Regions from separate parts of the Homo sapiens genome. Here region 1 is linked to region 2. The links are chromatin loops, found by intact Hi-C in ENCODE. Cell type or tissue: chondrocyte. All regions are shown on one strand. Links, peaks and the distances in the headings refer to the core of each region. The heading gives the core; the rest is flanking DNA.

Region 1 (12,548 bases), core at 1,941-9,940, 430 kb before region 2:
TGTGTCTGGCTTCTTTTACTTCGCATAATGTTTGCAATATTCCTCTTTATAGATGAATAATATTTCATTGTATGAATTTACCACATTTATCTCTTTATTAATTAATGAGCACTTAGGTTGTTTCTACTTTTTGGCTACTGTAAATGGTACCGCTATGAACATTCATATACACGTTTTTGATTAACAATATGTTTATAATTTTCTTGGATGTAAAGTTAGGAGTGGAATTTCTGGGTCATATGATAATTAAATGTTTCCCTTTTAGAGGAATGGCCAAACTGTTTTTCACAGAAGCTGCACCATTTTACATTCTCACCAACAATGATTTATCCACACATTTGACAACATTTATTTTCTGTTTTTTAATTGTTATGATAGTCATTCAAGTGGAAGTGCTATTTCATTGTGGTTTGGACTTTCATTTCCCTGATGACTAACGATATTGACCATCTTTTCATATGTTTATTGGCCATATGTACAACCTTTTTGGTGGAATATCTGTTCCATTTTTTGCCAATGTTCTAATTGGGTTGTTTGACTTTTTGTTGTGCATTGTAATACTTCTTTATATATTCTAGATACTAGACCACTGGCTCTGAAAATCCTCCAGCTTTTATAGTTTCCTTGTCATGTAGCCTGCTAAAGAGTACATGATTCCACTGGAGTGGCATTACTTCAATTACAGCTTCTTCATCAGTTATAGTTTGAGAGCATTGTACAGTTGATCATCATGCTTAGATTTGGCAATAAATCCCAATGGTTGTTTTAATGCATTGTATCAGTTTAGTAGAAAAGAATTGGGCCAAGAAGAATTTTGCATGTATTCTTCAGTCGTATTAAATCATTTGACACCATGTTTAAGGCAGACATTGTGTATGAGATGAAACTAACTATTCTAGCATTCTGATAGTTTGGGGAGTAAACCATTTAAAATAAAATTCTGTTTATTGAGTATGTACTGCATACAAGATACTGTACTGGATACATTAGGAAATACAAAGATGAAGCCCCAATATTTACAATCTATAGTTAGATTAAGACTTGATCTTAATGGATTAAAAAACATATATGAAGTAAAATGCCATAAAAGAGATACGAACGCTGCTATTAGAGTAAAAAATATATCTATTCTAGCTAGGTTGGGAAATTGCAGAAGTGATAAGAGGTAGATACTTCTATAGAATAAAAAAGTACTGAAAAAAATAAATTACAGGAAGAGGGTAAAATAAACAGGAGCACAGAACCTATGAAGTTAAAATACATTTGAGAAACAGCTAATGCCCTAAGTCAGGTTGCGTGGAATATGAATTATACTTTGAGAAATGACAGTTGATTCAGTAAGAAAGCTGAATATTATTCTCTCCTAAAGTGACCCACTCTTTCCTACACTGTGTCAGTTTTAATCTGACACTTTCATAAGGTCCAGACCAAACACCCCCAATTTCCTAAAACCATCCTTAATCTTTCCAACTTAAAATAAATAGCTGTTCCTCTAAAATCCAACAGCACTTTATTTGATCTTCCCTCACAGCATTTTCCAATCATGAGGGTGGAATGTGTTATGTTGACATTTTCTTATGGACAGGAAAGCCAAGAATGCATTGCACATAGGAGATGCTTAAAAAATGTAGTAAATTTATAAATCAAATTCATGGAAATAGAACAGAAATAAATATTTTTGCAAGGCCATAGATTCCCAACTAAGAAATTTTAACATTATCCAGGAAGTAAATGAGGTGTCTTTGAAGGTATTTTAAAGAGTAGTTACATTTTAATAGTCATATTATTCTTTACAAATGGGATTATATCAAGCTAAAAAGCTTCTGCACAGTAAAGGAAACATCAACAGAGTGAAGAGACAACCTAGAGAATGGGAGAAAATATGCAAACTACCTATCTGACAAAGGATTTAGAACCAGAATATATGACAAACTCAAATCAATAGCAAAAGAAAACTCCAAATGATCTCATTTGAATATGACAAAATAACCTGAATAGACATTTCTAGAAATAGGAAATACAAATAGCCAATAGGCGAAAAAGTGCTCAACATCACTAACTGTCGGAAAAAAATGCAAATAAAAACCACAAGATACTATCTCACTCCAGTTAAAATGGCTATCATAAAAGAAATTTAAATACTGGTAAGCATGTGTGGAAAAGGAAACTCCCATACACTGTTAGTCAGAATAAAAATTAGTATAGTTATTATAGAGGGTTCTCAAGAAACTAAAACTAGAAATACAGTATCATCCAATAATCCCACTGCTGGGTATAAATCTCAAAGAAAGAAAATCAGTATGTGGAAGAGACACCTGCACTCCCATGTTCACAATAGCCAAGATATGAAATCAGCTTAAATGTCCACCAATGGATGAGTAGATGAAGAAAATGTAGTATATATACACAATGGAATATTATTCAGCCATAAAAATAATAAAATCCTATTACTTGCAGCAATATAGATGAACCAGGAGGACATTATGTTAAGTGAAAGAAGCCAGACACAGAATGTCAAATATTGCATGTTCTCATTTATATGTGGGATCTTAAAACATTGATCTTATGACGGTAGATGGTAGAATGGTTATTGCCAGAGGCTAGAAAGGATAAAGAAGATGGGAGATGAATAAAGGTTGGTTAATGGGTACAAAATTATTGTTGGATAAAAGAAACACATTCTAGTGTTCAATAGCACAGTGGGATGATTATAGTTAGCAATAATGTATTGTATATTTCAAAATAACTAGAAGAGAAGATTTGGAATGTTCAAAATACACACATAAAAGTGATAAATGTGTGAAATGATGGATATTCCAATTACCCTGATTTGATCAATCCAAACTTTTTGCATACATCAATATAGCTGTGTCCCAGAGATTCTGGTATATTGTACCTTTGTTTTATTAATTTTAAAGAATTTCTGGATTTGTGCCTTAATTTTATTGTTTACCCCAAAGTTATTCATGAGCAGTTTGTTTAATTTCCATGTAGTTGTGTAGTTTTGAGAGATCTTCTTAGTACTGATTTCTATTTTTTATTTCACATTTATCCAAGAGTATGGTTGGTATGATTTATGGCAGAACATGTCGTCAAAACAATCATATTATGTATTTACTTAATTTCAAAGTAAATATTTTATTAGTTAATTTACTCACATGGTTAAGAACACGACATTAACAATAACATATTGTTAGTGTAATATATTAATATATTGTATATTGCTTGAAAATCAAAGCCCAGTAAAACACAACTGAAACTGCCTGAAGTTAAAAAAAAAAGCATTTTTAACACAAAAAAGCTAATAATTTAAATAAAAGAGAATTTTTGACAAGGTATTTGGGAAATAATGGCCAATTTTCAGGAAAATTATTGCTTCAAATGAAATTAGAAAAATTAAGCTATGATAAATTTTGCCAGATAATTCAAAATTTTTCTCAAGGGAAAAATTATGGGGTACAAGTAAATCTAAAGAAAAAGAAATTATAAAATAGTTCACTGAAGTGTAATACCTACTGTAATGATTCGAATCAAAATACATCCAACAATTTTCAGACCAAAAATTTTAAAGGGAAAGCTCATTTTTCTATTGCACTAGTAGACTAATCTAAAGACTATTCTAGGTGCTATTTTTTATTATTCCATGTATTCTAAACATTTGGCAATATCTTATTTACCAGGAATTTCAATTCCTCATTCCTTTTTTTTTTCTTTGAGATGGAGTCTCGCTCTGTTGCCCAGGCTGGAGTGCAGTGGCTCAGTCTCGGCTCACTGCAAGCTCTGCCTCCCGGGTTCACGCCATTCACCTGCCTCGGCCTCCCCAGTAGCTGGGAGTACAGGTGCCCGCCACTGCGCCCTGCTATTTTTTTTTTTTTTTTTTGAGACAGAGTCTCGCTCTGTCACCCAGGCTGGAGTGCAGTGGCACAATCTTGGCTCACTGAAAGCTCCGACTCCCGGTTTCACACCATTCTCTTGCCTCAGCCTCCCAAGTAGCTGGGACTACAGGCACCCGCCACCACGCCCAGCTAATTTTTTTATATTTTTAGTAGAGACGGGGTTTCACCATGTTAGCCAGGATGGTCTCGATCTCCTGACCTCATGATCCGCCCGTCTCAGCCTCCCAAAGTGCTGGGATTACAGGTATGAGCCACCATGCCCGGCCTCAATTCCTCATTTCTAAAGCACAGATAACTCCACCTTAAACTCGTGGGTTCATGTGTTTTCTGATTATTTCATTTAAGACCAGTCCCTCTTTATAACTACGATGGCAAAATTTGCTTCTCAGAAGGAAGGTAAAAGTGTTATGTCTGTGAGTCATGTACTACACAACACCGGCCCAGGATAAGGGTTCTGGTTCTTTACCTCTGCTGCAATTCTCTTTTACCTGGTATTAAATAATTAAATATGACTCTATAATAAAGTTAATTTCAAATCTCAAACAGACTCTTGAAACTATTCTCACAATGTGTAGCATCATTTATTCAGTGTAATTAAACAAACCCACTTTGCACTAAGTGATTCTAAGCATCTTGCTGTGGGAAATACAAAAATACACAAATGATGTTTTTTCTATCCTTAACTACAGTTTTGAACTCGAAGGAAAAACACCCTCTGCAGAAATCCCCATAATGAAATGAGGACTGTGGTAAGTACTACAATAAAGGTACTTATAAATTTGTAATGAATTTTTCTCAGGTCAAATCAACCTGAAGAGTGTATCAGTATCACAGTATCAGTAATAAACTATTCTCTTCTGACGGTATTCTAACAATCTAGTACCTGAACCACCAATTACCCACAAACAGCCCTAATGTCATATTTCTTGTTCATTTTTCTGTCTTATTAAGTAGACTCTAGTCTGCCTCAGCGTGGGAGTCATGTACATCTAGTTATTATATTCCTATACCAAATACTATACTTTGTTCACAAATGTTTGTTGAATAAATGACTTCATGCATAAAACAAGGGTCCTACTTCTAAGTCGCCTGTGTATGTATGCTCCCCACATATGTGGCACCCATCTTTTTCACCCTGTCCACTCTAGCTGTGCAGTGATGTCTCCTATTTAATTGCTGGTGCTGTTGACCTGGAACAGCAGCCTTGTTGTTGTTAATACCTTCAACTTACAGGCCACAGCTTGATGTTTTACATTTTCTCCTACTTTATTTTTACTTCCTATGTATTCTTACGCTATTATGCCTGATCAGTGTTCCAGGAATTACTCCAATTAAAAAATGGGTTCCTTCACTACTATCTAGAGTCTATCTGTTGTCTACATCAGGGGTCCCCAACCCCCAGTACTGGTCTGTGGCCTGTTAGCAACTGGGCTGCAGAGCAGGAGGTGAGCAGCAGGTGGAGCACATGAAGCTTCATCTGTATTTACAGCTGCTCCCCATGGCTCACATTACCACCTAAGCTTTGCCTCCCATCAGATCAGCAGTGGCATTAGATTCTCATAAATGTGAACCCTATTGTGAACTGCACATGTGAGGGGTCTAGGCTGTACACTCCTTATGAGAATCCAATGCCTGATGATCTGTCACTGTCTCCCATCACCCCTAGATGGAACTGTGTAGCTGCAGGTAATGAAGTTCAGAGCGCCCACTGATTCTATATTATGCTGAGTTGTGTAATTATTATATGTTACAATGTAATAATAGAAATAAAGAGCACAATAAATGTAATGTGCTTCAATCATCCCCAAACCATGCCCCTGCCCTCGTCCATGGAAAAACTGTCTTCCAAGAAACTGATCCCTGGCACCAAAAATGTTGGAGGCTGTTGTTCCATGTTATCGACAGCAAGGCAAAGATTTTGAAGTGTCATTGACTTTAATGAACCCATCAATGCAACCCCTTCCCTGTGGAACTCAGACATGGGTCTAAATGGGTTGGGAGAAAGCAAAACCTTCAGTGACACATTTGGTATTATAGTCAGAATCCCCATTTCCCTCCAACATAAATTTATTTTCTTAGGATCAAGTTTGTATACCTTGATTATCTCTGCACTTTAAGTAAATCACTTTCTAAGAGACTCCACGGCCTTATTATAATAAATCCCCTGTAGAATAAATCCACCTGGACTTCCAGATATAACTAAATTTTGAGGTAAAATGTTGAGGGACATATAACAAAGTAATAACATTGAAATTTTTAATTCAATTATATTCTGAGTTGCTACAGATTAACTCAGAGAAGAGATTGTCGTAAATAAATAACTGGTTTGTTATTTTAGTTATTTAACATGATAATGGAAAGAACAAATCTTGAAGTCCAAAGACAGGAATTATTTGTTGAAGATTCAAGTAACCTTGGTTTGAAATCTGGCTAAGTCACTTCTGATTTCTATATATGTTAAATACAAGTTTGGAGAAAGTACAACCTCTGAGCTTTAGTTTTCTCATTCATAAAGATTGAATATTCACAAGTTTCTTTTGAAGATTAAATGAAGTGATCAAGTGAAATTGAAAGCAACTTGCAAATTGAATAACACAGTACAAATATTAGTTGTTGATTTCCTCTTTAACTTCACACACTCTCCTATTTTCCTCTCTTCCTATCTTCAAAGCCCTTGATGCCAGAGAGAAATTCAGCATGCTACATAAAACTTTAAAACACAAATTTTTACATAATAAAAATCACACAATCTAAGTTTTCAATACAACTCATGATGAACCATAGTCTTAATTCCCTCTTAATATCAAATTTTTGAAAATCATCCCACAATTATGATTTTTTAATCCATATTTCAGTGAGGCTCTAAATTCTTCAATCTGTCATGACAGGAAAAATGAACAATTAGAATATTGTAATATGCTCTAGAATAATATTTTTTAAATTTATTCAACCATTTCCCATGTTCCAAAATATATTTTACATTTAGTCCAGTATGTATATACATATGCACACAGAAACAACCACACACAAATATACACACACATACACACACACACACACACACACACACACACACACACAAAGTTCTCAGGAAGCAGTACTTAATCTTACTAGAGGTGATGCATTACAATATGTTCTCATCTATTATATTCTATTCAATTATTTTAAATTTGGTGCTATCTGTTAAATTGATTTGACAGCCTACTGCTGGTTGTGACTCAAAGTTTGAAAAATAATGCTCTAGTTCAATTGTTAGGGTTTCTTTCTGTTAAGGATCTTGTTGAAAATAACAGAAACCCACTGTACTTTCTAAAGTAACAGAGTCTACTGTTACCTAGAGCTGCCATAACAAAATACCACAGACTGGGTGACTTGAACTACATACATTTATCTTCTCACAGTTGTACAGGCTGGCAGTCTGAGATCGAGGTGCTGTAAGAGTAGGTTTCTGGTGACATCTCCCTCCCTGGCTTATCTACAGCCACCTTCTCTCTGTCTTTGCACACCCTTTCTTCTGTGCACATGCAGAATGAAAGAGGGAAATCGCTGATGTCTCTTCCTTTCCTTATAAGGACACCAGTCCTATTGGATTAACTTTCTGACCTCATTTAACCTTATTATCTAATTATAAGTGCCATCTCCAAGTACTGTCACATTGGGGATTAGGACTTAAACCTATGAACTTGGGGGAATTGGAGATACAATCAGTCCGTAATATCTGCTCTTGCTAATTCAAGTAGAAAATAAGTTTATGAGTAGAACACCAGACATCTCACAGAATCAACAAAGAACAGAAATTAAGATAGTCTTCTGGGTAGCAGAAAGGAAAGCCAAGATCTTAACCATGGTAATTGTCTGGTTGAGGTACAACTGCCTGTGCTGCCACCTCTGGTCATTCCCTGATGACGCCACCAGAAGTGAACGTCCTTTCATATCTAGAATTCCTGTTGCAGAGCTCTTAACTCCACAGAGGCAGCTTCGAGTAATTTGTCTCTTCAATGTGTATGTCCTTCTCCAGATGCAAAGTCTGGGTGAAAAGCATGTAACTCTCTAATAAGAGATCATGTGTACAGCAAGGAAATTTGAAGGCGAGCTGCCAAAAACATAACAAATATACAGTACAATGTTATTTTTAATCTCTGATCATGTAGTATCATTTATAACTCACAGGTTTCAATGAAATCTTATGGGACAGTAATTTATATCTGTATCGTCTTCTACCAATAGTAGTACAATGAGAACAAGATGAGAAAAGGGACAAGGATGGAGACTTTCTGAATCATCACTTAATTCCTGATATCCAGTGGGATAGGATCTTCTTGAATGCAAAGGCAATAGAAGGGACACCCATTAGTCAAATGGAGATCGGGGTCCTGTGGCAGATCCCCTGCCTCTCGAAACTTCTTGAACCTTCTCTGCCCTATCCCTCACCCCCACCCAGAGCTGACTTATATGTGGCATATAAATGTTTCCTTTGGCATCTGGTTAAATTTGGTGAAAGGGGAGCTTGGCGGAAGATCAGTGGGAGGGAAAAGAATGAAGTCCACATATTTATTCCTCATCTCCCTTCCTGCAAGGCTGCCTTGAGCTGGCTCATTCCCTCCACTGAAGGTCACTGAATCTCTCAAGGCAGCTGACTCTTCAGAAATCTTTCCCTCCACGTTCTAGTAATTGCCCCTCACCTTCTCCCTTCAATATTCCAGGAGGTTACAGTTCTGCTCCTACACTATCCACACCTATGTCTTGGTAAATAGCCTGTATTAGTCACAGTTCTATGGAGGGACAAAACTAATAGGATAGATGTATATATGAAATGGAGTTTATTAAGGATAATTGACTCACACAATCACAGGGTAAAGTCTCACGATAGATCATCTGCAAGGTGAGGAGCAAGGAAGCCAGTGGTGGATCAGTCCGAGTCCCAAAACCTCAAAAATAGGGAAGCTGATGGTGCAGCCTTTAGTCTGTGGCCAAAGGCCTGAGAGCCCCTGGCAAACCACTGGTGTAAGTCTCTCCAAGAGTCCAAAAGCTGAAGAAAGTGGAGTCTGATGTTTGAGGGCAGGAAACATCCAGCATGGGAGAAAGAGAAAGACTGAGAAAGACCCAGCAAGTCTGCTCTTCCATTTTCTCCTGCCTGGTTTATCCTAGCCACACTGGCAGCTGATTAGATGGTGCTCACCCAGATTGAGGGTGGGTCTGCCTCTTCCAGTCCACTGACTCAAATGTTAATCTCCTTTGGCAGCATCCTCACAGACACGTCCAGGAACAATACTTTGCATCCTTCGATCCAATCAAGTTGACACTCAATATTAACCATCACATAGCCTGAATATCTTTTTGGTCTATCCTGTTTCAAGTATGCCACCCACTTCTTCTTGGGATTTTGGCAAATACAAGCCACATTCTGACTTTGTCAAAATTATATACCCTCGGTTAAGTAAAAAATTGTTTGACCTCAGTTGTTTATAAAATATGTAAAATAAGAGTAATTGTGCTACTTAAGAATATGATTACAGTAAATCTGAAAATGCTAAAAGCATTATTAAAATTATCATTAGAAATATTAAATTTCAAATTTTAACTGTAAGAATCAAATGTGGTAAAATGTAATAAAGCATAAAAATCAATCACTTGAGGAATAAAACTGATACAATAAGATTTTCTCACTCTATTTAAAGAAAAAAGACTCAGTTAACCGCTATTTTTAATAATCCTTTTAATTCCAATAGAAACAATGACATCTTAGACATGTTCTAATGTTATCACCACACTATATCAAATTTAGCAGCTTAATTTGGTTAAGCACAATTAATTTTCTGGCAAAATGAATTCCTTAATAAAGGAAACATGTTGTCTCTCTCAGTGCACCAAAGAGAAAGATAACATCTCTGAAACAATAAGCAATATTTAGGGGGTTTTTTTTCCCCCAGTGCTGAACCTGAGAAAACAAAATGAAAAGATTTATACTTGAAAGTGGAATTTTAGTTTTGTTGACTCTGATTCCTCCTCAGAAATACCCCAAGAGACGGTAATACCTGGTAGCCATGGCAATGCATTGTGGAGAGAGGAACCCCAAATCCTCAAAAAGGGCCTGACTGCGGGATGCTAGATGGCTGAAGCATCAGCTTAAATTGAGGAAAACTCCTAGAGGCTCCAGAAAAATACGTGAGTAGCATTCTACTTTCCATGAGCAAATATAGAAAGAGCCCATGACACATATGTTGTTACTCTTAATGTTATCCGCACATCTGTAATCCTGATACGTCTTAGGGAAACTTGTTCTCCCTAAAAATGTGAGACTATTCTAAATGCATCAAGGCACTTCCTACTTTCTACTAGTCTCTCTCTCTCTCCACACACTGCATACACTACCTGCAGGTGTATCATTTAGGGTAACACTAGTATCTGCTTCACTAATCCACATCCCAAACTTTTAATAGCTGAAATTTGATAGAAGTCTATTTTTACTCATCTTCAACAGCCACATGTGTGAGTGTGTTTGCAGGCAGTAAGCATGGGGGGAGTGTTCATTCAGGGATAAACCTTCTTCACCATCAACCCATTCTTTCTAAAGTCACCATGGTTGTCTCCATCTGCTCAATGGAAAGGGAACAAGCATGATGATCTATAATGAGAGGCTTTTAAGGGCTACAACAAGAACATATTTTTTACAAACATCCTATTATAGTTCAGTCATATGTTTATACCTAAGTACGAATTAATTCTAGCTAGCCATGTTGTCAGAAACTGTTTTTAGTTAACACTTGGCAGATGATGCCATAACAAATTTATTGTTTTGTTTTTACTACTTATCATAATTTTGGCAAACTTTCTGTTTTTTCTTCTACTTTTATTTTAGGTTCCATGGGTACATGGGTAGGTTTGTTACATGGATAAGTTGCCTGTCACTGAGGTTTGGCATATGAATGATCTCATCACCCAGGTAGTGAGCATAGTACCTGATAGGTAGCCTTCCAACCCGTGACCCTACTCCACTCTCCCTGCTCAGGTCATCCCTAGTGTCTATTGCTCCCATGTTTGTGTCTATGCACTCAATGTTCAGCTCCCACTTGTAAGAAAGAACATGCTAGTAGTTGGTTTTCTTTTCCTGCATTAGTTCGCTTAGGGTAATGGCCTCCAGCTACATCCCTTTTGCTACAAAGGACATGATTTCATTCCTTTTTATGGCTACACAGCATTCCATAGTGTATAGATACCACATTTTCTTTATCCAGTCCACTGTTGTTGGGCACCTAGGTTGATTCCATGTCTTTGATATTGTGAATAGTGCTGCAATGAACATATGAGTACATGTGTCTTTTTGGCAAAACAATTTATATTCCTTTGGGTATAAACTTGGTAGTGGGATTGCTGGGTTGAATGGTAGTTCTGTTTTATGTTTTTTTGAGAAATCTATACATTGCCTTCCACAGTGACTGGAATAATTTACATTCCCAACAGTGTATAAATGGTTCCTTTTCTCTGAAGCCTTGCCAGCATCTGTTGTGTTTTGACTTTTTAATAATAGCCATTCTGACTGGTGTGATATAGTATCTCATTGTGGTTGTGATTTGCATTTATCTAGTGATTAGTGATAATAAGCATTTTTTCATATACTTGTTGGGTGCATGTATGTGTTCTTTTCAGAAGTGTCTATTCATGTCCTTTGCCCATTTTTTAATGAGGTTGCTTGATTTTTGTTTTTTAAATTGCTTAAGTTCCTTATAGATTCTGGATATTATGCCTTTGTCAGATGCATAGATTGTGAACATTTTCTCCCATTCTGTAGGCTGTCTGTTTACTCTCTTGATAGTTTCTTTTGCCATGCAGAAGCTCTTTAGTTTAATTAGGTCCCACTTGTCAATTTTTGGTTTTGTTACAATTGCTTTTGGAGATTTTATCATAAATTCTTTGCCAAAGCTGATGTCCAGAATGGTATTAGGTTGGTGCAAAAGTAATTGTGGTTTTTGCAATATTTTTAATGGCAAAAACCACAATTTCATTTGCACCAACGTAATATTTCCTAGGTTTCTTCTAGATTTTTGTTTTAGGTCTTACATTTAAGTATTTATATTGAGTAAATTTTTGTATATGGTGAAAGGAAGGAGTTCAGTTTAAATCTTCTGCATATGACTAGCCAGCTATTCTGGAACCATTTATTGAATAGGGAGTCCTCTCCCCATTGTTTATGATTGTCAACTTTGTCAAAAATGAGATGGCTGTAGGTGTTTGGCTTTATGTCTGGGTTCTCTATCCTACTGCATTGATCTACGTGTCTGTTCTTGTATCAATACCAGGTTGTTGTGGTTACTGTAGCCTTTTAGTATGAAGTCAGGTAGTGTGATGTTTCTGGGTTTGTTCTTTTTGCTTAGGATTGCTTTGGCCACTCTGGCTGCTTTGGTTTCATGTGAAAGGGAATTATGGAATAGTTTTTTTTCTGATTCTTTGAAAAATGACATTGCTAGTTTGATAGAAATAGCACTGAATTTGTAAGTTGCTTTGCTAAATGGAAATTTGGTCATTTTAGCAACATTGACTCTTCCTATCTCTGAACGTGGAATGTTTTTCCATTTGTTTGTGTTGTCTCTGCTTTCTTTCAGCTGTGTTTTGTAATTCTAATTGTAGAGATCTTTCACCTCCTTGGTAAGCCGT
Region 2 (12,548 bases), core at 1,640-9,639:
AAACCCCAACCAAGGTCAGCAAAGGTAATTATGGTGAAGCTTCACTGAATAGTGATGATATGCTAAGTTCTATTTTGGAATCTTGAATGTATTTATTGCTCCTAAAAGTCTCTGTATTAAGAACTTTTGTTATCCCCATTTTCCAGGGAAGAAAGCAGGCTCATAGGTCTAGTAAGTGGGAAAGCTAATATTTGAATCCACAAAGTTTAATTGCAGAGTTCATACTATCAGCAATCATGCTAGTCTGAGACTAAATCATTAAACTTCTTCACTTTGAAATGGAGAAGTTTAATGATTTAAAACTTGGGCTCTTATCCAAAACCCAAATGGCTTTTTTTTTTTTTTTGTGGTCAATGTTGAGACCACATTAAAACATTGTTTAGATGTTCTCACTCTCTGCTGATGATAGCATTGGAGTGAAAGGGAGAGATGTGAAAGATACAGCAGGACAAGACAAGCAGAGAAGGGTGGGCTGGTTTCTCTGTAAGAGCCTCCCAGCTTGGAGGGTTGGCCATAATGTAGCTGATCCTCAGCTTTTCAGATCAGCTACTAAACTCTCATGTCACCAATAGATTGGATGCCAACTCATTTATTTACAGTGAAGGGGGATGCACCTTTACAGTGGTAACCAGAATATTTATATTCCATCTCCAGAGCATATTCTTCCACCAATCAAAGTACCTGCGATCCAAATTAGTCATCAGAAAGCCATTTGTTGGACAGAGAGTCAGACTAGAGGAAGTAAATGGAGGTGCCAATATTTAACTAGGAGATGCTGGTATGATCAGGCAGGTGTTTTCAGCTAGCATCCATTCTGATATCTATATCCATGCTACAGTGGTTGATAATTTTTTTGTATTTAGGTTATCTAAATGATAAAATGCAAGAAACGATGAATTACAGCCACTCCATAGGAATATTCCATTTAGAAGCAAGCAGCAAAAAATAAAATAATGACTAGCACTATAAAGTAAAACATCTCATTAAGAAAGAGATCGTCAAATGTTTAGTGTAATTTGGAAGAAGATGTCTAAGAAATTTCCAAGTAATAGAAATTTTTTTAAGTTTATATATTTGGCTAAGAAAAAAGCTTCAGTTTTCTTGGAAATTTAATTATGTACCAAAGTGAATCCCCACATGATATAAATGAGAATATCTACTAAGAAACAACTAACTATAAGACCCCTGGTGTATTAGTCCATTTCTGCACTACTATAAAAAAACTACCTGAGACTGGGTAATTTATAAAAAGAAGGTTTAGTTGACTCACAGTCCCATATGGCTGGGGAGGCCTCAGGAAACTTACAGTGATGATGGAATGGGAGGCAAGGCACACCTTACATGGCAGCAGGAGAGAGAGAGTGTACACGAAGGGGGAAGCACCATCAACGCTTGTGAGAATTCACTCACTATCATGAGAACAGCAAGGGAGAAATCCAACCCCATTTTTCAATCATCTCTCCCACCAGGCCCCTCCTTTGACATGTGGGGATTATAATTCAAGATGAGATTTGGGTGGGCACACCGAGCCAAACCGTATCACCTGGTGATGGCTCCCCTGGCTTAGAATTTTAGATTACTAAATGAACAGGGCAATAACACAGGTACTTATCTAAACATAAGCAAAGACCAGCTACTTGTAAAGCAAATATTTTAACACACTTAAAAGAGTCAAATGGCCACATAAAAAGGCCAGAATAATTAATTATTTTGGTTATTTTAACTTTACCCAAAATAGAAATATGTATATTGTGTGTATAAAGCTAAGAACTAAGCTCACGCATAAAGCCACGCATTTTTAAAGATGTGCAAAATATCACTTTCCAAGGATATTCATACCTAACAGAAACACTGTTCCATTATGTAAAAAACAGGAACATGTTGCTAATCCAGCATTATTTACATTGATGGGCTAAAATGCTAACTTGAAATAATTACTGGATTGGTTCTGTTCAATTACCAAAGCTTGACATTCACCTAAAAACTCCCCATTCTGAGTTGTTGCTACAAAAAGAAACTATTAACCACCTACAAAGTAAGTCAGCACCTTATTTCATCTGCCTACAACACCTCCATTACACACAATACTCCCTGAGAATAGTATTAAAAGATGAATAGTGATAAAAGACAAAACCTTTTTTAAGAGCTAGTAAAATCAGCCTCACCAACACACAGATTACAGGCATTTTTTTGTTTTGTTTTTTGAGATGGGGTATTTTTCTGTGGCCCAAGCTAGATTGCAGTGGCACAACCATAGCTCACTGCAGGCTCCTATGTTCAAGCGATCCTCCCACCTCAGCTTCCCGAAGTGCTAGGATTACAGGCATGATCCACTGTGCCCAGCCTAACAGGCAATTTTTTACTACTATAATTCAAAAAGTATTTTAAACACTATAAATGTGTAATTTTTAGCACATAAAATAATTGCCTCTAAGCATACTTTTATTTATAGAATTTCTACAAGTGTAATTTTAAAAAAACCCTTAAAAATTCTCCCCAAAATAAATAGCACTTTTTCACAATATGACATTTTAAAATGTTAAACTTTGGACTATATGACAATTGGACAAAAAATGTAATCTAAGCCAATTTGATGTTCCTCAACTAAAATGAGTAAGATGTTATCAAACTTATGAAATTTATTCAGCAATTTTAAAGACGTTTAATTTAAATACAGGCTGATTAGTAACCTGGTGTCTGGCGCCATCTACTGCACAGCAGCAGTAACTTCTCCCTGTATGTTTCTTCAGCTAGACTGCAAATTACTTAATTTATGTAAGAAATATGTACCTGTGTGAAAACGACTGGAAATTAATTTGAAGATAGAAAAATAATTGCTGTGTTTAGAGTGTTGCTTTGTCTTTTTTTTAATGGCCTTATATTTTTTAAGAAAATATATTGACGAAAATTATTTACAGAACAAAAAATACAACTTGAGAAGCTTGGACAAAATGAGAAAGTGAAGAGCACCAAGGTTGGGAATGAATTTCTTACGATCCCTTACAAGGTGATGGGCATGGTAGATTACCACAAAGCTGAGGATGGTGACCTAAGTCATGTGACAGTTCAAAATTAAAGACCTGCTTTTTCTATTACTATTTATAATTAAAACTTGTTATCTAGCATAACATAAATCAAGACTTATAAATTAGCCCTATGAGAAATGGGTTGCTCACATGATCACCTAACGCTAATGGAGGAAAAGATATGAAGACATTCTCTGAATTGTCAAACAAAAATAAATGTATGATTCATATAGTTCAGTTTGATAGAAGTTTCCAAGATAACTGTGCTGGGGAGTATAAGGTTCCAGGGCTTTGTTTGTACCATATAGACTGCAACCTTGTGGGCTGCTAAACACTGAAAAATGTTGATGTGCAGATACCTTTCCTGGTAGCCATTCTTATACATTCTCCTTTCCTACATATTGTATAAGACCAGTTATCTTAGGCTGTTCCAGCTGCTCTAACAGAGTACCATAGCCTGGGTGTCTTACCAAAAAACAGAAATTTATTTCTCACAGTTCTAGAGGTTGGAAAGTCCATGATTAAGGCAGATTCGATGTCAGTTAAGATCCTGCTTCCTGGTCATAGCATCTTCTCACTGTGTCCTCACATGGCAGAAGGGCAAGGGAGCTCTCTAGAGTCCCTTTTATAAGGCCACCAATCCCATTTATGAGGGCTCCGCCACCATGACGTAATCATTACCCAATGGCCCCACCTCCAAATACTGTCACTCTGGTTTTGGTTTCAACCTATGAATTTGGAGGGAATATAAACATTCAGGCTATAGTACCAAGGAACCTTGAGTGTCAAGAAGGTAACTTAGATATGTTTGTAGGTAACTTTTCCTCCATAGTTCTTTTGGAAATTACAATTACGTATCCCTGTGTTGACTTGTTTGTTTCACACCTATCTCCAAGAGGACCAACATTAAGCTATTTCCATTTTGTTCTCTACTCTATCCATAGTACCCAGCACAATGCCTGATACATTCCCACATATACAGCATGGATACAGTAGGCACTCAATGAAAATTTTGACTAATTAATTAAAATACAGACCTGGGGCAAAAGTGGGGGTGGGAGGCAACTTGGAAAAGTAAAGAGAGGATGATAAAGGAAAAGAAGAAACAAAAACTCCAACATTCTATTTATTGACCCTCATGATAGGACCAGAAATTGCTCCAGGGATTATTTAATGGAACTGAGCAATATTTGCTTGGCCTATGAGCATCTCTATGTTTTAAATTCCTACCAATACCTGATAAGACACATGTGCACACACAACGCTCTTCTCAAGAGGACTCAGTACCAATGGCTGAAGGCTAAAATGCTATCACACCCGGTGTCAATCAGGGTTCCAGCAAAGAAGCAGAACTCATAAGAGTGGGATTCATTATAGTGATTTGACCCCACAGAACTGTGGGAGTTGACTAAGCAGTTTACGGGGCTTTTGTTTCTGTATCCAGGCCCTGGAGGGAATGGGTCTGTCATTAAAGAAGAAAAGATGGGCGTGAGTAGGAAAAAGCAAGGAGAAACCATGGCCTACAAGGACAAGGTGGAACATACGTGGCCAGGCCGAATCCCACCTCAGTCTCTCAGTGCCCCCAACTTCAGCGAGGAACGTGACCTGCTGGTACTCGTCCTCACAAAGGTAAACACACTCCCTGGGCACAGAAGCTGGAGCAGCTGTGAGGCCAGCTGCTGCCCATGTCCCCAGGGCGGCCAACAGAGGTGCAATCACACACGTGAGCAGAACAGGTCCCGGGCCCTGCACCCACCTTCTGAGCATAAAAGCAACATGCTGCTGCTTCTCTTCCGCCTTCCAAATCTCGTACATCAGTGTCTCTTCTGGACCACACTAACTATGCAGGAAACTCTGCAGGGAAGGGAATTCAGGGAACTATCATTCCAGCTTAGCTTCATTGACTCAATACAAATCTACTACATCAAATTTGATGATTCGGTTTTGTTTTACCTGCGGGCGAATCTACTCATTACTGCAAGGGAGTACCAGGAGTCTCACACAGGCAAGTGTAGCACACTCAAGACCTTTCCTTGGCCAGACGCGGTGGCTCATGCCTGTAATCCCAGCCCTTTGGGAGGGTGAGGCGGGCAGATCACAAGGTCGGGAGTTTGAGACAAGTCTGGCCAACATGATGAAACCCCATCTCTACTAAAAATACAAAAATTAGCCAGGCGTGGTGGCGGGCACCTGTAATCCCAGCTACTCGGGAGGCTGAGGCAGGAGAATTGCTCGAACCTGGGAGACGGAGGTTGCAGTGAGCCGAGACCATGCCATTGAACTCCAGCCTGGGTGACAGGGCGAGACTCTGTCTCAAAAAAAAAACAAAAACAAAAAACCTTGCCTCAAATGGAGACTGCTTGCTTAGACATGAGTCATCCTCTCTTAACCTAGAATCAAACTTTACAAAGTCAAACATAGGCAGATGCCGCAATCATATTTACAGGTAAAGCTAATGACTTCCACGTGAGGAGAAGCTTACTTATAGTAATTTCAGTGTAAAATTGCAAGAACTAAGATGTGATCATTTTTAAATCATCTTAATAGCTAACATGCCCATGATGACTTACGTGGTCACAATCACGCTAAATGCATTACATTGGCCAGGTGCAGTGACTCACACTTGTAATCTCAACACTTTGGGAGGCTGAGGTGGGCAGATCATTTGAGCCCAGGAATTTGAGACCAGCCTGGACAACATGGCAAAAGCCCATCTCTACAAAAAATACAAAAATTAGCCAAGCATGGTGGCAGTTGCCTGTAGTCCCAGCTACTCAGGAGACTAAGATGAGAGGATCGCCTGAGTCTGGGAATTTGAGGCTGCAGTGAGCTGTGATCATGCCACTGCACCCCAGCCTAGGCAAAAGAGCAAGACCCTGTCTCAAAATAATAATAATAATAAATGCCCTACATGGATTATCTCATTCAGTACTCACAACAATCTTATAATACAGTACCATTATTACCCCTTTTAAAGAAGCAGACCGAAGTTCATAGAGGCCAAATAATGAACACAAGTGGTGGAGCTGAGACTCCAACCTGGCATTTGAATCCAGAGCCTTTCTCACTCCCTTACCACATGTAACAATGACTAAAGAGGTGACTCAAACTGGATTTCAAGTCATTAAGAGGTTCTTCCAATTTAAAAAAAAAAAAAAGGCAAAAATAGTTAATTAAAAATAAACACTTGTAAATAATGCACCACAGATGGTTTCCAAATCAATGCTAAGACATAAAAATGTTTGATTTTCCCAGAATTTATTAATGGGAGCATATAGGGATCATGTGTTTTGAGTAGCACAACTTGAGAGTCCTTGCCAGTTACTACACTGTGCTGCCACTGCCAGCTGAATCAAAGAGTGGCGTAATTCAATCACACTCCTTTTAGTTCTGTATAAAAATAAGTAAACTTATCCAAAGGAAGAGACGTAGAAAGAGAGTCACAGAAATTCTCACGGAAGAATTGTCAGCAGGCTATTTTCAATCCATCCTTTATGACCTGCCTGCTTTTGGGGCGGGGGGGGGGGGGTTGTTTTGTTTTGTTGTTGTTGTTTTGTATTTCTCCTCCTGTAATTAAACACGACACAGGTATTGGAGAACATCAAAAGACACTTCCCCAGGGGAGGTGGTGGTGGTTATTAAAAACAAAGCCAATTCTTCCATATGTCACATGGTATATCTGGCCAATTTCTTTGAGTGTAAGGCAGCCTAATATAGCACCATACACACAGTGGATGTCAAAAGGTTCTTGCTTAGTAAATTAACACACTGACCATATGCACTAATTTGTGCCCCAGCCTACCAAGTAAATGTTATTCAAACCATAGAATAGAGATCTACTTCGGTCTTTGGCTGAATTCCAATCTGTACATACATAAGAGGAAATATCACAAGGTCAGGGAACAACAACTACCACGGGAAAAAACAATTACAAGGGAGATGTAAGATGAACAATTTCCAAAGCTTATACAGTGCCAGGAATTATTTGATTCCCTCCAGCTGGAATGGCGGTTTGCATGGGGTCTTCTTGAATACACAGGCATTCAGTAGAAACCTCAGAAAGATGTTACCTTAAAAGCGGGACTGGGCCGAACATGGTGGTGCATGCCCATAGGCGCAGCTACTTGGGAGGCTCAAGGTGAGAGGATTGCATGACCCCAGGAGCTTGAGGCCAGGCTCTGGGCAACACAGTGAGAGGGAGGGAGGGCAGCCTAGGCAGGTAAGAAAAGCCAAGCAGGTCAAGGTCAGGCAGGTTAAGTAGGCCAGGCAGGCCAGGAAGAACAGGCAGGTTAAGTAGGCCAGGCAGGTTAGGCAGACCAGGCAGGTTAAGCAGGCAGGCCAGGCAGGCCAGGCAGACAAGGAAGGCAGAAAAGAAAAGAAAGAAAGAGAGTCTAAAATAGCCCTAGAATAACTAATACTCAAAGTCAAGCACAAATTTAAAATGTATTAGACGTACAAATAAACCAGAAATATGACCCACAACCAAAATAAAAATCAGAAATAGAAACACAGAAATGACAGAGATAATGGAAGAAGCAAACAAGGATATTGTAACAACCACCCTAAATAGACTCCATATGTTCAAGAAGGTAAGTGAAACCATACATGTTTTCCTTTCTGCCTTCCTTGCCTACCTGGCCTGCATGGCCTCTTGCTGGCATGGCCTGCCTGGTCTTCCTGGCCTGCCTGGCCTGCCTAGAGGCTTGCTTACCTGCCTTACCTGCCTCGCTTTTCTCACCTGCCTAGGCTTCCCTTCTTCACTCTCATTATGTTATCTAGGCTGGCTGGATTTGTCTGTTTTCACACTGCTATGAAGATACTACCCAAGACTGGGTAATTTATAAAGGAAAGAGGCCTAATTGACTCAAGTTCCACATGGATGGGGGGGTCCTCAGGAAACTTACAATCATGGCAGAGGGGAAGCAGGCACATCTTACATGGCGGCAGGTGAGAGAAGAATGAAGGAGGATCTACCAAACACTTAAAACAATCAGATCTTGTGGGAACTCACTCAGTAACGTGAGAATAGCATAGGGGAAACGGCCCTCATGATTCAATTGCCTCCCTCGCTAGACATATGGAGATTATAATTTAAGATGAGATTTGGGTGAGGGCACAGAGCCAAACCATATCGCTGGCCTCTACCCAAAGGAAAAGAAGTCACTACATTAAAAAGACACCTGTACACATATGTTTATTGCAGTACCAGTCTACAAGTCACAACTGCAAAGATATGGAGCCAATCTAAGTGCACGTCATCTGATGAGTGGGTAAAGAAAATGTGGCATATATAAACCATGGAATACTACTCAGCTGAAAAAAAAAAGTCTTTTGCAGTAACTTGGTTGGAAATGGAGGTAATTAGTCTAAGTGAAGTAACTCAGGAATGGAAAACCAAATACCATATGTTCTCACTTAGAAGTGGGAGCTAAGCTATGAGGATGCAAACGCATACAGAATAGTATAATGGGCTTTGGAGACTCACAATGGGGAATGGTGGGAGGCGGGAAAGGGATAAAAAACTACATACTGGGTACAATGTACACTACTTGAGGGATGGGCACACTAAAATTTCAGACTTCACCACTATACAATTCATCCATGTAACCAAAAACCACTTGTACCCCTAAAGTTATTGAAATTTAAAGAAAAAAGAAAATGGTACACTACACTTAAAGAGCATATCTTTAGATGATGTGTAGACTTTCATGAGAAAATTATAAATGTGCTTACACATGTTTGGGTCTGTTTTGAAGTGTGTCCAACTATTTTGTAACTTTTTAACAAAAGCTTAAAAACGATTCTGAGAGTTGAAGCTACTCCTTATAAAGATGAGGAATTATTTTTATAAATTTTATTTTTTCTATCACCACAGAATCAAAATACCTTTGCACATTATAGTAGGAAAGAGGGATTGTAATTTCAAAAGTATTCAAAAGTCATAAGACAACATTATTGAGATTTAACTTAAAACAGGAATATTTCTATCTCTTTATTGCCTATTTTTCTTTAGGGAACAAGAAAACATTAGCAAAATCTGAGTGCAGTGAGAGTTTCAACCTGCATGTTATTTAATGCAGGAGGGAATCTTAATGAACTTTGATAAATTGATTAAGTCAACATATATTGAGCATGCTTTTAGTTGGACATACTAAAATATACAGGAATTTCCTTCTTTTTCTGGAAAAAAGTCATTGATCTTTAAAAAACAAAGGAAAAAGAAAATTATTATTTTAAGGGTAATGGCTTTTCAACACCTTTCACTGTTCTCAGCGAACTAAAATTAACACTTCATGTTTCTTTCATGGCACTTTCACATGCCACTTTGACCTCCCTGTTCAGATTGTTGTGTCCTGAATTTCTGCTTTCAAAGCCTGTTCTATTAAGCCTCTCTTCATCTAAGAGTCCCTTTCTAAGCCTCATCTCTGAAGTAGCAGGAGGGACTGGACTCGAGAGGCAGGGCTCAGACACTGGACCAGATTGAGGACTAGCTAAAACAGGGCAGGGCAAATACAGCTTTCAATCAGACCCTCCCACCAGTGTGCCATATTTGTTTGCTGTTACCACAGCAACACCTGGCAGTTACCCCCCTTTCCATGGCACCCAGTGATCCAAAAGTTACTACCCCTTCCCTGCATAAAACGACCCTTAATCTGCATGCAATTAAAAGTGAGAATAAATATGACTGCAAAACTGCCCTGAGCTGCTACTCTGCCTGTGGGGTGACCCTGCTCTGCAGGAACAGTCACGGAGCTGTCACACTGCCTGTTCAATAAAGCTGTTTTCTTCTAGCTCTGGCTTGCCCTTGAATTCTTTCCTGGACAAAGCCAAGAACCCTCACTGTCTAAGCTCCAGTTTGGGGCTCACTTGCCCTGTATCACCTCCACTCAATCACATACCCAAATCTAAGCCACAAGCCCCTGAACTCTGCATTTCTTGTACGGGGATTCAGTACGTATTATGCCCGTGGAGACTCGCTTTCCAGGTTTCTCCCTATAAACCAAAAATAAAATTCTAAGCCCCCCACCCAACTGAATGGACCCCCTCTTGGCCAAGGGGACCCCCTCTTGGCCAAGGGGACCCCCTCTTGGCCAAGGAGACCCCAGAGAAATCTTAAAAATGAAGTTCCCCACCATGACGGGGCAGGAGGTCAGACACCCTCATTATATCCCCTCCCTTTTGCAGTTTAGACACAAGGATTGACCAGCATTGATATGAAAATAGAGATCATAAGACTGACAGCATGGACTCTTTCTAGCAATAAGATTCCAAATTATAAGCAGAGCCTAAGGCAGTGCCCTACACTTAAAAAATAAACTATCTTCTAACTGCCACAAGGTTTTTCTTTTTCCTTAAACAAACAGCTAAACAAGCACTGGCCTTGAGATAAGCATTATTGAAACAATCGCAGCTCATCCACCACCAGATGCTGACTAACTGAACCCTTGTTCCACCAGCCGTAACTACACCTGGGAGTGGTCAAGAGACTGATCACAGTAAATATCTCCAGATCAGAAGACCCAACAACCATGGACTAGCTCTGGTCAGTTTACAGATGCTGTGAATTTGAATGCCTTTGTGTCCTAAAGAGATCTTTTGACATATGGGGCCTACTTGTAATACATGTAAATGTTAACTCTCCACCCCAAAGTAAACACGGATCATATGTAACATGCAAATTTGTTCAATATGCAAGCATCAGGATCACCTTCATGAATATTCATAGCTCCTGCAATAACCTGTTGAATATGTATGTTTAGCCAATCTGTTCATCATAAAGGTCCTACCCAACCCCTCCTTCAAAGTGCCTGTCTCTGGTCTTTGCCTGAGACTATGCTTCCCAGCTTGTCAGAATGGCCACATTGCTAGCTGTAACCCTTTACAAGAAATAAAGTCTCCCTTTGTAGATTTATAGATCTTAGGATTTTTCTTTTCTTTTTTTTTTTTTTATTTGAGATGAAGTCTCGCTCTTGTTGCACAGGCTGGAATGCAATGGCACCATCTCAGCTCACTGCAACCTCTGGTTCAAGTGATTCTCCTGCCTCAGCGTCCTGAGTAGCTGGGATTACAGGCACCTGCCACCATGCCTGGCTAATTTTTGTATTTTTAGTAGAGACGGGGTTTCACCATATTGGCCAGGCTGGTCTCGAACTCCTGACCTCAGGCGATCTGCCCGCATCGGCCTCCCAAAGTGCTGGGATTACAGGCATAAGCCACCACACCAGCCTGATTTTTTTTAGTTAAGTGCCTAAACAGAGCTCCATTCAGTGGGGATTTCCCAAAAAGTAAAGTGATATTGGATGACTGGTACCAGACTTTTATGTTCCAGCAGATGCATAGCGGTAAGGTACTTTTTAAAAAATCTATTTAGCTCAAAATATGTTCCAGGAATAAGCCAGAGATTTACCTGTACTAACGCCACCCTTTAAAAATTGCAAACACGCATTAGAAGAGATAATTCCATTAACCATTCACCTTTTTTAAAAAAGAGAACTATATAACAAATATTTATTAATAATTTTTTGTGACTCAGAAATGTATGGATTTTATATTTCTATATAATTTTTATTATGACCATAAAATAACTATGTAGTCAATAATGATTTAATTGTACATTTTAAAATACCTAAAAGTGTACAATTACACTGTTTGTAATACAAAGGATAAATGCCATTCACATTTTAGGTTGACATCTAGTTTAGCTCAGAATTTAGTTTTGCTTGAAAAGAGAAAACACGATCAACTGGAATTGTTAGGCAGCACTGGAAGAACTTACAGTTGGTCTCTAGGTGGCTAATGAGACTAGCATACAGGGGATACTAAATATATTATTTTTAAAATGAATGAATAAATTATTCAGAGATGAAAATAGAAGAGGAACTAAAAGATAAATGGCCTGATTTTCATGTTCTGAAACCCCAAAGTGGCTGATGCCACCTCAAGTCATCTCCCACATTGCCTTGGCCAGGTAGCCTCAGATTCAGATTTGGCAAACATACATTAGGTCCTTACAATGTGCCAGAGGGATTTCCAAAGGGATGTTAAAATCAACACACGGCTGAAAGGATGCAAAGATCAACCTCATAACAAAAATTCACCTCCTTGTCTGGGCTAGTCCAGTATTATTAGTTCCATCTATTATCCTAGGGCCTTTTCCCCCTCAACTTTCACATATCTCCTGAGGGAAAAACAAATAAAGGAGAGAACTATCTTCTCATTCACCCACCCTTTCTTTCATGTCTTTACTGGTAATAAATTCTTCTGAACATCTAGAGCCAAGCTGTACACATCCTCTATTCCTCAAGAATGTTGACGTCTCCTGTCTTGGATCTTCACCAGTCAGGATCTAGTCCATGAGGGAGTTAGTATAAGAAGGCATTATCCTACAGATCTCAGCAGTGGTTCCTCTGTTGTGCTTCTCTCTTTCTTGTGTGGAAGAAATAAACGGAGACCATCCAAATGAGAACAAGGAAAGGTGATTCATTCAGAGCTTGCTCTAGCAAGAGAGCCAGCCGCAATCGC

Evidence for each region. Peaks named below come from ENCODE experiments on the same cell type or tissue, not always from the same donor. Only the 100,000 strongest peaks of a DNase experiment are listed, where the experiment ranks them.
Region 1: it touches region 2 in a loop (19-fold over the local background); 16 of 110 quality-filtered maps call a loop at or near these places.

What each region holds. Positions count from the first base shown.
Region 1 is chr18:60,407,160-60,419,707 of GRCh38, reverse strand. No RefSeq gene overlaps it. Among named protein-coding and RNA genes, the nearest start is that of MC4R, 41 kb to the right of the region's middle. In chondrocyte, for the core only: CTCF peaks have their summits at 5,143, 5,348 (motif pointing right) and 7,760; no DNase peak of the experiment used is centred there.
Region 2 is chr18:59,978,462-59,991,009 of GRCh38, reverse strand. No RefSeq gene overlaps it. Among named protein-coding and RNA genes, the nearest start is that of PMAIP1, 85 kb to the right of the region's middle. In chondrocyte, for the core only: a CTCF peak has its summit at 2,705 (motif pointing left); a DNase peak (open chromatin) is centred at 4,675.